2 separate regions of the Homo sapiens genome follow, and region 2 is linked to region 1. Evidence: chromatin contacts called from ENCODE Hi-C or POLR2A ChIA-PET data. All regions are on one chromosome and are shown on one strand. Each heading gives the region's core, a stretch centred on a gene start or an enhancer-like site at or near the end of the contact. The rest is flanking DNA. Distances are from core to core; before and after follow the strand shown.

Region 1 (5,368 bases), core at 1,868-4,367:
CTTTTGGGAACTTGCTCATGCAATTTGTATGCATTGTACCTGTAGACCAGTTGGTCCTGAACCTGACTTATCATCCCTCTGCTTACAGTCCTTACTATTGCCTGGCAATTTGAGGGCAGAATTGAACTCCTTGGCCTGACTCGTGAGCTCCTCTGTGGACTGCCACCTTTCCCAACTCCCGAACTTGATCAGCCATCCATCTTGCCACCCCACCTGGAGAGGCCTGCAATTCCCTGGGTGCCTCATGTCCCGAGTACCCTTGTACTTCATGCCCCCTTTTTGGGGTAACCCTCTACACAAGCCCTTCCCCATCACCTGACCAATGAGCTCTTGCTGGCCTCTCCTTGAGACATCTGCCCAGGTCTTTTGCCTGCATCTGCCCAGGCTTGGATCCACATATAATTACATGTTTAGGTTGAATTGTATGAACTGTTCCTACCTAATCATTTGATCTAAAAATCCAGACATGAATAGGGCACCTGTGAGGTTGGTGCCACACCAGCCTGCTTGGGCTTTTCCTGTGATACACAGGCGGACTGCGCTGCATCCGCAAGCACGTGTGCACGCCGCTCAGCCTTGTGCCGGGCATCTGGCACTCAACAGATCTGATCCTCACCAGGATTTAGCAAGTGCTGCACACGCTAGAACATTCCAGTGGACTGTTGGTGTTTTGGAGATCTGTTATAACATTCAGAAAAAGGTCTCCAGATCTACCAGTGAAAGCACAGTTTACAGTTTTTAGATCTTGAAACATTGCAGTGTTTGTGCTGTTTTATACCAGTTCTAGGCTGTTCTGATAACATTTTACAGATGGTTTAAAGCTAGCTACATATGAGTACTTAAATTTAACTAAATTAAAAATTACCAGTTTAGTTCCTGTCACGCACCACATTTCAAGGGCTCAGTAGCCTCCCATGGCTAGTGGCTGTATCAGACAGAATGGGAGACAGAGCATGTCCCTGAATGCAGGAAGTCCTACTGGCCAGATATGTGGCACATCCCTGGGAGTTGTTGTAAACTTGGAAAGGGCATTTTGAGGTAGTTTGAGTCCATCGTTAACCCTGTAGGATGCTGCTCATCCCATGTCAAAGCATAGCGTCTTGCCTGGGCCCTGACTGTCCACCAAACCAGTATCAGGCACACAGGGAACGAATTGGGGTGTGTCCTCCCAAGCAGCTTCCGCTGGTTGGCTGCTGTGTCACACACATGAGTGTGCTCATTTCAGGTGTGCAATGAGAATTCTCTGTTCAAAAGCGAGGCCCGCTACCTGGTATGCAGAAAGGATCCGGAGCTCTGGGCTCACGTCCTTGAGGAGACCAACCCATCCAGGAGACAGCTAATTGACCAGGTGAGGCACAGAGATGGGTATGTCTGCACACCTGCATTTTGCCGTCCGATCATCATTGTGGCTCAAGTGACTGGTTTCATTTTTAATTTAAAACATCTTGGCTGAGGGCAGTGGCTCACGCCTGTAATGCCAGCAATTTGGGAGGCGGAGGTGGGTGGATCACTTGAGGTCTCAGGAATTCAAGACCAGCCTGGCCAACGTGGTGAAACCCCATCTCCACTAAAAATACAAAAATTAGCCGCACATGGTGGCACACGCCTGTAATCCCAGCTACTTGGGAGGCTGAGGCAGGAGAATTGCTTGAACCCAGGGGGTGGAGGTTGCAGTGAGCCGACATCGTGCCACTGCACTCCAGCCTGGGCGACAGACAGAGACTCCATCTCAAAAAAATAAATAAATAGGCCAGGCATGGTGGCTCACGCCTGTAATCCTAGCACTTTGGGAGGCCGAGGCGGGTGGATGACTTGAGGTCAGGAGTTCAAGTCCAGCCTGGCCAACATAGTGAAACCCCATCTCTACTAAAAATACGAAAACACACTGTGTGGCGCATGCTTGTAATCCCAGCTACTCAGGAGGCTGAAGCAGGAGAATCGCTTGAACCCAGGAGGTGGAGGTTGCAGAAAGCCGAGACTGCACGCCACTGCACTCCAGCCTGGGCAACTGGGTGAGACTCTGTCTCAAAAAAATTAAATAAATAAATAAATAAATAAATAAATAAATAAATAAAACATCTTAGTCCTTACGAACCTTCTCCCCTGCAGAAATAGCTTGCCTAAAAATAGCTTGATTCCCCAGGGTAAGCTGACTTGGAACTGTTAACTGGCCAAGGGCATAGAGTTGGCCCTTGGATCCAAAGCAGGGATATGCAGCCCAGGAAGAGAGTACCTGGTGTCATGCCTGCATGCTGGGCCCAGCTCAGCCCTCGTGGACAGAGGTGAAGTAGCTTTCAAGGTTGTCTCAGCTGACTTCCCTTTGTTGAGGTGCTCTTTATGCCCCTGTGACTATCCAGCACCTCCTTGGAGACTGGGCAGAGTGCTGGGGCCAGGGGTCATTATTGGGTATGGCCTGGCAGGTGGGAGTCTGCCTCGGCCTCTGGGAGGGCTTCCCACAGCCCTGTGGAAGAGCCTCCTCTCCAGTTATAGCCTCACAGACATTTGCAGATAGTGCCTCTGCTGCCCTCAGCACTGTCCCTAGGTGCTAGGCAGACTGTTTAGGGGTGGGGCAAGACCAATGTTGGAACAAAACCCTCGTCCAACAAGTGGCTTCAGCCCTGAGAATAGGACCAGTTAAAACTCCCACCTCCCTCATACACATTGCCAACCTGCTGGACCAGTGCTTTCGAAAGGCTTGAGGGCTGGATTTGACCTTTATCTCTACTGAATTTCATCCTCTCGTTTTCTGTCCACTGTTTCCTCAAGCCTGTGCCACTACTTTTTTAAATAAACTTTTTATTTTGAAATACTTTGAGATTTATGGAAGGTCATGTTGTTTTGAATCTCTGTTTCAACTTTGGACTTACCCATCCAAATCTAATAAAAATATTAAACAACACAATATTCTACTAGGGTTCTACATCCAGGTTCCCAGACATCAGACATTTCTCCAGGTATAGTCCAGCCACCTGGTACACCTTGAAGGTGACTTCATGTTGGTACTGGGGAAGGGCCACTTTAACACTGCACCATACCGGAGCCAGCGGGGGCCTCTTGTCTTCCTGTTTCTGGGTAGAGCTGCTGGTCTTTCATTATCTCTGCTGTAATTGGATATCTGTAGCCACCTCCTGGTGCGAAATTCAACTGCAATGCTCCTGTAATCCAGAGCGCATAATAACAGAGGGAGGCTGCTTTTAGTGTCTGGAGTGGAACCTCATTATGAAAAGTTTACTGAGAGCAGTGTCCTGAGGCAACCTTAGGTGGGGCATCCTGTATTGACTCAAACAGATGGTAGAAATTTATTTTTGCCCTTAAAACAACCTGTGTGTATTTATTTAAGTTGCTCCAAGGTTTTCTTTCTTTCTTTTTTTTTTTTTTTCTCTTTTTGAGACAGAGTTTTGCTCTTCACCAGGCTGGAGTGCAATGGCGTGATCTCGGCTCACTGCAACCTCCACTTCCCAGGTTCAAGTGATTCTCCTGCCTCAGCCTCCTGAGTAGCTGGGATTACAGGCACCTGCCGCCACGCCTGGCTAATTTTTGTATTTTTAGTAGAGATGGGGTTTCACTATGTTAGCCAGGCTGGTCTCGAACTCTTTTTTTTTTTTTTTTTTTTTTTTGAGACAGAGTCTTACTTTGTCACTCAGGCTGGAGTACAGTGGCGCGATCTCGGCTCACTGCAAGCTCCGCCTTCCGGGTTCCCGCCATTCTTCTGCCTCAGCCTCCCGAGTAGCTGGGACTACAGGCGCCCGCCACCACGCCCGGCTACTTTTTTGTATTTTTAGTAGAGCTGGGGTTTCACCGTGTTAGCCAGGATGGTCTCGATCTCCTGACCTCATGATCTGCCCGTCTTGGCCTCCCAAAGTGCTGGGATTACAGGCATGAGCCACCGCGGCCGGCCTCCAAGGTTTTCAAGAATTGACAGTTAGATGTCACTGTTGGAAGTGTACCTTCTCCTTTGGATGGACTTGTGCTGTGTCCTGGTGCCCCTTTCCCTCAGGCATACCCTTTTGGTTCCTTAGCTGCTGGGAGAGCTCCTGTTCTCAAACTCTTCAGCCTCCTTGTTGTAGTTACTACAAATTCCACAGAGGTAGAACTTTTGCATCTTATGGTACCATTGAGTTCACAAAGACTAGCAGAAAGGTGGACTGGACTGACCTTGACCCTAGGTTCCTTTAAGGCCCCTCAAGATTGCTAGGTGAAAGTTCATGGTCAGAGGGCTGTGTTAGCCATGAAAGACCGTCCAGAGCTGTCTCTTCCCTCTCATTGATACACGGCTGTTGCCCACCCCTGAGGAGAACCAGAAACTTGGCAAAAATATTAGATTCTGGAAGTCACTGAAGGTGCCTGGTCCAAAGTGCAAAGAGAACAGTGCTGGCGTTCCAAACTGCTGTTGCATGGGAAATGTACTCTTTGGAAAACTGTCTTTCCACCCTATTTGTAAGTGTTTTTGTATGTGAGACACCTATAATTGGAGGAGGGGTGGCACAGCCAGTCTTTTGTTGGTCTTTCCTTCAGATTGTGGTTCTGAGTGTCATCCGGTGTGAAGGCACGTGGCTCCACAGCTCTGGCTGTGGACTGTGCCACAGCAGTGGCAGTGCTCTCTTCTAGTAAGAGGCTGCTGGAAGCCCCTGCGGTGTCTTCATTAGAGAAGTGGAGCCATATTTGCTATTAGTGGCTTTAAGAGACAAATCTAAAAGGAGACATTCATTTCAAAATGCCTGGTGCACTGGTCATTGGAGCTGAGTAAGAGTCTGTAGCATATTTGATATGAGAGAAAAACTAATTGTCAAAACAGAGCAAACAGAATTTCCTGAAATTAACTTTGAAAACCCTTCCTTTGTTACATTAAGAAGTCTCCCATTTTCTCTGTGTCTATTCCAGACCATCTTGGAGGAGTCCTTCCCTTCTGTTTAGCTTCAAAGATACAGTCTTGAATTGACTTTAATCAAGTTCTTTCAAATGCTTTTTAAAACCAGGTGGTACAGACAGCATTGTCAGAAACACGGGATCCTGAAGAGATTTCGGTCACTGTCAAAGCCTTTATGACAGCCGACCTGCCTAATGAACTGATTGAACTGCTGGAGAAGATAGTTCTGGATAACTCTGTCTTCAGCGAGCACAGGTGAGGCTATGCCAGGGGTAGCTGTGGACACAGGCAGATTCAAAACATCTGCTTGATACTCATCTTCTGTTACAATCTCGTACCGCTTCACCCATCCAGCCTGCCCATTGGCTGCTCCCCAGACATGCCAATCTTCTTACCACCTCCTCTACCTCAATCTAGCCCTTCCCTTATTAGCTCCTGCCTGTCTCAGAGCCCAGCCTCAGTTTCACATTTTCTAGGAGCCTGCGCTCCTCTTACTGCTCT
Region 2 (5,875 bases), core at 2,712-5,211, 73 kb after region 1:
CAATGTGGACATTGACCTAACTTGACCTGGCTCGTCCTCCCCCAGCGGGAGAGGGGATGGGGTTCGTGTCTGTGCAGTCCTGGCGTTGCAGGCTTCCCAGGCCCTGGGCTGGGTCTTGGTATCTGGACCTGTAGAATAAGAAGGTCGCAGGAGCGATTCCAGGAGCCCCTCCACAGTCCCTTCACCTTCGAGCCTCGCGCTGATACTGAGAAACTAGCAACTTCAAATACCACAGAAGCCGCCCAGAGTCTCAAGTCCACCTTGGCTCCACTCCCACACCCAACAAGGAGCTGTCCCTTCTTCTTCCTTCCCAGCGAGGGGGTATTTAGGGTACAGCTGTCTTTGAGAGGAGCACAGCTCAGCGATCCTCAGTCTCTGCACCAGGGTGCTCCCCAGCAGAGGGGACTGCTCCACGGATGGTGGCCTTGGACCCCTGGGGTCCAGCCCTGGCCTCTAGGCTACTGTGAACCTGCCCATGGGTGAGGGTCCCCTGCTTCCTCCTGGGGTTTTCATGCTGTGGGCTCGGACTCCCTCACAGCAATCTGTGCCATCCTAGGGTAGGGCAAGAGGAGGTTGGACTGGGGAGACCCCGCCCCTGCTGCCTGGGAAGATGCCTGCCCTCCCCTTCTTTATCCTGGCCCATGGCAAAAGGCACAGTGGAAAGAAGCCTTAGATTCCCCAAGTAGGCCCTACAGTGGGTCCAAAGCATCTCACATCCCCACCCCCAGCTGGCTTGAGCACCTCGTTCTGTCTCCTTACAGGCCCTGCAGGGAATGGGGCCATTCTACCTGCAAGAGATGAAGTCCATCTCTAAAAGCAGGACTGCAGAAGCCAGGGCTGCAGCTCCCCAGACACCCCAAGGCTGGCCAGCTTGGATAACACCAAGCAAGCATGGTGTCCCCAGTCAGAACTGCCCTGACACTGCTGGGTGTCCCTAGCATCCCCGCCTCCACCCCTAGCATGCACACAAAGCCCTTCTCCCTGAACCCTGGTCTTGCCCTTGGGGACTGAACAGACTACCTGTGGACATGCCCGTGTCCCAGTCAGCTCCCTTGCAGCTGGGGACACTCGCATCTCACAGGCTCCAGGCCCCTTGAGTTCCTTGGTTGAATGGCCATCTGTCATTGTTTTGGGAGCCCCGATCAGAGCTTGTGGAGCGCCACCTTCCAGGGCTCAGTGGCTGTGTTGCTCTCCTGAATTTGCTTCTTGAGCTCTAGCTGCTCCTTGGCAGGCTGACCCCCCACAGCAGGCTATTAACATAGGCATCCTTCACGCTCACACCCAGGCGCTCGCTTCTCATCTTCACCCTCTTCCCGGTTTATCTTTTACCCTCAGACTCCAATTCCCATCTTTCTGCCACATTTACATCTCAAGCCAGGCACTTCCCCTGAGCCAGGTATTTATCTCCAGCTGTCCCCTTGAAGCCCACAGACTCCTTAAGGTCACCTTGTCCACAGTGAGCTCTTCTGTGCAAACCAGGCACATGAGCCAGAGAGCTAGCCGCCCACCCGAAACTGGTCCCTGGACCCCTCCCTCTCCTGATCATCCACTATACCCAGGCTGACAGGAAGTCAGTTTTACTGTTTATCAATAAATCAATAAATCCCAGAATCTCTCCAGCTCTAACTGCACCAGTCTGATGTAAGCCACCGTCACCTCTCACCTTGACCACTGCAACTGTCTCTAATCTTGTCCACCTGCACCACACTGGCTCTGCTTTTTTGTTTGTCGGTTGGTTTGAGACAAGGTCTCGCTCCATCACCCAAGCTGGAGTGTAGTGGTGCAATCATGGCTCACTATAGCCTCCAGCTCCTGGGCTCAAGCGATCCTCCCCCATCAGCCTTCTGAGTAGCTAGGACCACAGGTGGGCACCACCACACCCGACTAACTTGAAAAGTTTTTTGTAGAGATGAGGTCTTGCCATGTTGGCCAGGCTGGTCTCAAACTTCTGACCTCAAACTATCCGCCGGCCTAGGCCTTCCAAAGTGCTGGGATTATAGGCATGAGCCACTGTGCCTGGCCTGCCCCTTCAATTCAGAATGAAGACAAACCACCTCACCATACCCTACAAGGCCCTGTGCAGCCTGGCCCTGCCTCTCTGGCATCATCTCACACCTCACTGCACTCTGCATTTCCAAAGGACTTCTTTAGAACTTGCCTTGCTCCCTCCCACCACTAGGCCTTTGCACATGCTCTTTCCACCTGACTGTTGCCGGTTTGTTCGTCTTTTGAATCTGCAATCACTTTCTGCCTGGGGAAGCTTCTCTGACCTCCCGAACTAGGTCAAGATTCCCCAAGTACAAACTCTTTTCTTGCACGGACACAGCTGCAATTTTACACCTGTTTGTGTGATGATCTAACAAGTGTCTCTGTCTTCCCCATTGCACTGTCACTTCTACAAGGGCAGCAGCAGCACGCTGCACTTCAGTGAATGAAGGTATCCCTGTATGTTGCAAAAGCAAAATTGTATTAAATTGTTCCAGGGCGGAATTTATTTGTCCAACACAATTCACATCTTTCGTTTGGGAAGAAATTCCTTAAAAATGCCGAGGCAATTTTCTGGTTCACTTGAATATTAATTTTTTTTTTTCTTGACAGAGTTTCACTCTGTCACCCAGGCTGTAGTGCAGTGGCACAATCTCTGCTCACTGCAGTTTCCACCTCCTGGGTTTGAGTGATTTTCCTGCCTCAGCCTCCCAAGTAGCTGGGACTACAGGCACCTACCACCACTTTGTATTTTTTTTTTTTTTTAGTAGAGTTGGGGTTTCACCATGTTGGCCAGGCTGGTCTCAATCTCCTGACTTCAAGTGATCCACCTGCCTGGGTCTCCCAAAGTGCTGAGGTTACAGGCGTGAGCCACCGTGCCTGGTCTTGAATGAGAATGATCCCTCTTCTGGGAAGCCCACTCTGGCATTTGGGGGCCCAATAATCTTTTTTTTTTTTTTGACAGAGTTTTGCTCTTGTTACCCAGGCTGGAGTGCAATGGTGCAATCTCAGCTCACTGCAACCTCCGCCTCCTGGGTTCAAGCAATTCTCCAGCCTCAGCCTTCCGAGTAGCTGGGATTACAGGCGTCCACCACCATGCCCAGCTAATTTTTTTGTGTGTTTTTAGTAGAGATGGGGTTTCATCTTGTTGGCCAGGCTGGTCTAGAACTCCTGACCTCAGGTGATCCGCCTGTCTTGGCCTCTCAAAGTTCTGGGATTACAGAATAATCTTTAGACATTTCTTAATCGAACCACTGTCTTGTTCTTTCACCTTTTGTTAGATAACTATAAAAAAAAAAAAAAGATTGTTTTGGCCGGGTGCGGTGGCTCACGCCTGTAATCCAGAGACCAGCCTGACCAACATAGAGAAACCCTGTCTCTACTAAAAATGCAAAATTAGCCGGGCGTGGTGGCCCATGCCTGTAATCCCAGCTACTCGGGAGGCTGAGGCAGGAGAATCCCTTGAACCCGGGAACTCCGGTGAGCCGAGATCATGCCATTGCACTCCAGCCTGGGCAACAAGACCGAAACTCCGTCTCAAAAAAAAAATTGTTTTAAGGCCCTTTTCTTGCATAAAGCTTGAAACTCCTATATAAGTAAATTTCCTGGTTTGTATTTTTGTAGAATAATCTCGAAGCATACATAGTTCTTATTTGTGGGAAATTAGAATTCTAAGGCCTTTGGACGCTGCAAAGCCAGAATTTCTCGCGTGAAGAACACGCCCTATAGCATCCTCCCCGCCACCTCCACAGCACCCCCTCGTGTTCACAGCATTGACAAGCATGAATAGCGCGGGGCAGGACAAGGACTACATTTCCAATAAAGTCTAGCATTTATAGTGACGTCAGAACGGAGCGCGGGCTGGCTTTCTAGAGCCACAGCTTTTCCATTGGCCAACTATTGGAGGCGCCTGCGCAAATGGTGCAGTCCCGCCCCCTCCACCCTGTGACGCGCCTGCTGGGCCCGAGCTTTTTCCTGGGATAGCGATGGAGACGCCGGGCGCATCAGCGTCGTCCTTGTTGCTTCCCGCCGCGTCCAGGCCCCCGAGGAAGCGCGAGGCGGGAGAGGCTGGGGCTGCGACGAGCAAGCAGCGGGTCCTGGACGAGGAAGAGTATATCGAGGTACGACCTCGGTGCGGACGCCGGCGACTTCTGGGCCCATCCTCTGCTTCAAGCTCCTCTCAGGTTCCCTCTCTCGGGTGTTGACACTCCGTCTCCTCGTGGAAGTGGAGGAGCCGGGTGTGGACGGTCCCACGAGTCAAGTAAACAGGGCAGAGGAAGACGTCTGTGGTGGAAGAGGCTGTAGTAGTGTTGTCAGGGAAAAGAGAGAGCGGCTCTCTTTGTATGGGACGGGGGTCAGGGAAAGAAGATTTTCTGTTAAAGTGTGAGTAGGAGTTTGACAAACTGGAAGGATGGTGGCAAAGAGGGCTTTCTAAAGAGCGGTGGCAGCAAGTGTGAATGCTGGGGTTCCTGGAAAGAGACCGCAGTTGTGACAGCATCTCGAGTGAGTGGACCTGCGTCGCCCCACCACACGCACACAGAAGGAGGAGCTGAAACGGGGATTGGCGGAAGTCAGTTTGGTTTTAGACCTGTTTAATTCGGGACACCTTTTGGGATATGTAGATGGATGGCTTTAACGGACGGTTGGGTGCCCAGATATGCAGCTCGGGAGCAAGGTCTGGCTGGAGGTGCAGACTTGGGAATCTCAACTTGTGGTAGTGACTGGCTGAAGTTACTCAGGAAAAAGGTTTATTTTTATTTTATTTTTTGAGACGGAGTCTCGCTCGTCGTCCAGGCTGGAGTGCAGTGGCGCGATCTCGGCTTACTGTAACCAACCTCTGCCTCCTGGGTTCAAGCCATTCTCCTGCCTCAGCCTGCCGAGTAGCTGTGACTACAGGTGCCCGCCACCACGCCCGGCTAATTTTTGTATTTTTAGTAGTGGTGGGGTTTCACCATGTTGGCCAGGCTGGTCTCGAACTCCTGACCTCAGGTGATCCGCCCGCCTTGGCCTCTCAAAGTGCTGGGATTACAGGCGTGAGCTACCATGCCCCGCCAGGAGAAAGGTTTAGATTGGAAATAGAAAGTCATGTGTGGAATGAAAGTGACAACACCCACATTGGTCTGGCTTGTGGGGAGCCAGCAATGGAGAATGAGAATGACCAGTTAGCAAGGGCGAGAGAGAAGGGTTTCACGGACTTCAGAAGAGTGTTTAGTAATGTTAGAGGTTGCAGCATGGCTACCATATGGGATGCTCAACCCCACTAGAAAGTGCCCTCAAGCTCCCTCAATCCAGCCCCAGTCATTGGGGAAGTAGAATTTGAAGGAGGTTCAGCAAGTTCCTTAGCATGTACAGCAGTGGACCTGTGAGGCAGGAGCACCCAGACTGCAGCTCCGACTTTCTTTTTTCTTTTTTTTTTTTTTTTTTGAGACGGTCTCGCTCTGTCGCCCAGGCTGGAGTGCAGGGGTGTGATCTTGGCTCACTGCAACCTCCGCCTCCCGAGTTTAAGCGATTCTTCTGCTTCAGCCTCCCACGTAGCTGGAATTACAGGTGCCTGCCACCACGCCCGGCTAATTTTTGTATTTCTAGTAGAGACTGGGTTTCACCATGTTGGCCAGGCTGGTCTTGAACTTCTGACCTCATGATCCACCTCCCTTGGCCTCCCAAAGTGTTGGGATTACAGGTGTGAGCCACCGCGCCTGGCCTCTGACTTTCATTCTGATCTCTCCTTGCAGGGCCTCCAGACGGTCATCCAAAGGGATTTCTTTCCTGATGTGGAGAAGCTCCAGGCACAGAAGGAGTACCTGGAAGCCGAGGAGAATGGAGACTTGGAACGGATGCGCCAGATTGCCATCAAGTTTGGCTCTGCCTTGGGCAAGATGTCCCGGGAGCC

Evidence for each region. A loop is a pair of places that touch in the nucleus more often than their neighbours do. ChIA-PET counts read pairs that join two places held with the same protein, here RNA polymerase II (POLR2A). Pooled maps may share reads with other maps.
Region 2: a loop to region 1 is called in a map of K562, with 4 times the contacts of the local background. The contact joins the promoter of ESS2 here to the enhancer-like site in region 1. A Hi-C loop is called at or near these places in 4 of 168 maps with a recorded cell type or tissue (K562, cardiac septum, heart left ventricle and 1 more) and 6 of 50 pooled maps. POLR2A ChIA-PET finds 5 or more read pairs at or near these places in 5 of 52 experiments (CD8-positive, alpha-beta T cell, H1, K562 and 2 more).

What each region holds. Positions count from the first base shown.
Region 1 is chr22:19,215,865-19,221,232 of GRCh38, reverse strand. It overlaps CLTCL1 (clathrin heavy chain like 1), which reads left to right. Exons shown (of 33, transcript NM_007098.4): 18 at 1,226-1,348; 19 at 4,977-5,122. Among named protein-coding and RNA genes, the nearest start is that of SLC25A1, 40 kb to the right of the region's middle. RefSeq lists an enhancer at 2,778-3,515. Within about 2 kb of position 3,117, at least 5 of the 41 ENCODE cell types and tissues checked have a DNase peak (open chromatin) inside an H3K27ac peak, as active enhancers do.
Region 2 is chr22:19,142,737-19,148,611 of GRCh38, reverse strand. ESS2 (ess-2 spliceosome associated protein) reads left to right here and starts at 3,961. Exons shown (of 10, transcript NM_022719.3): 1 at 3,961-4,106; 2 at 5,718-5,875. The coding sequence starts at 3,972. It overlaps GSC2 (goosecoid homeobox 2), which reads left to right. Exons shown (of 3, transcript NM_005315.2): 3 at 1-1,619. RefSeq lists an enhancer at 4,386-4,892.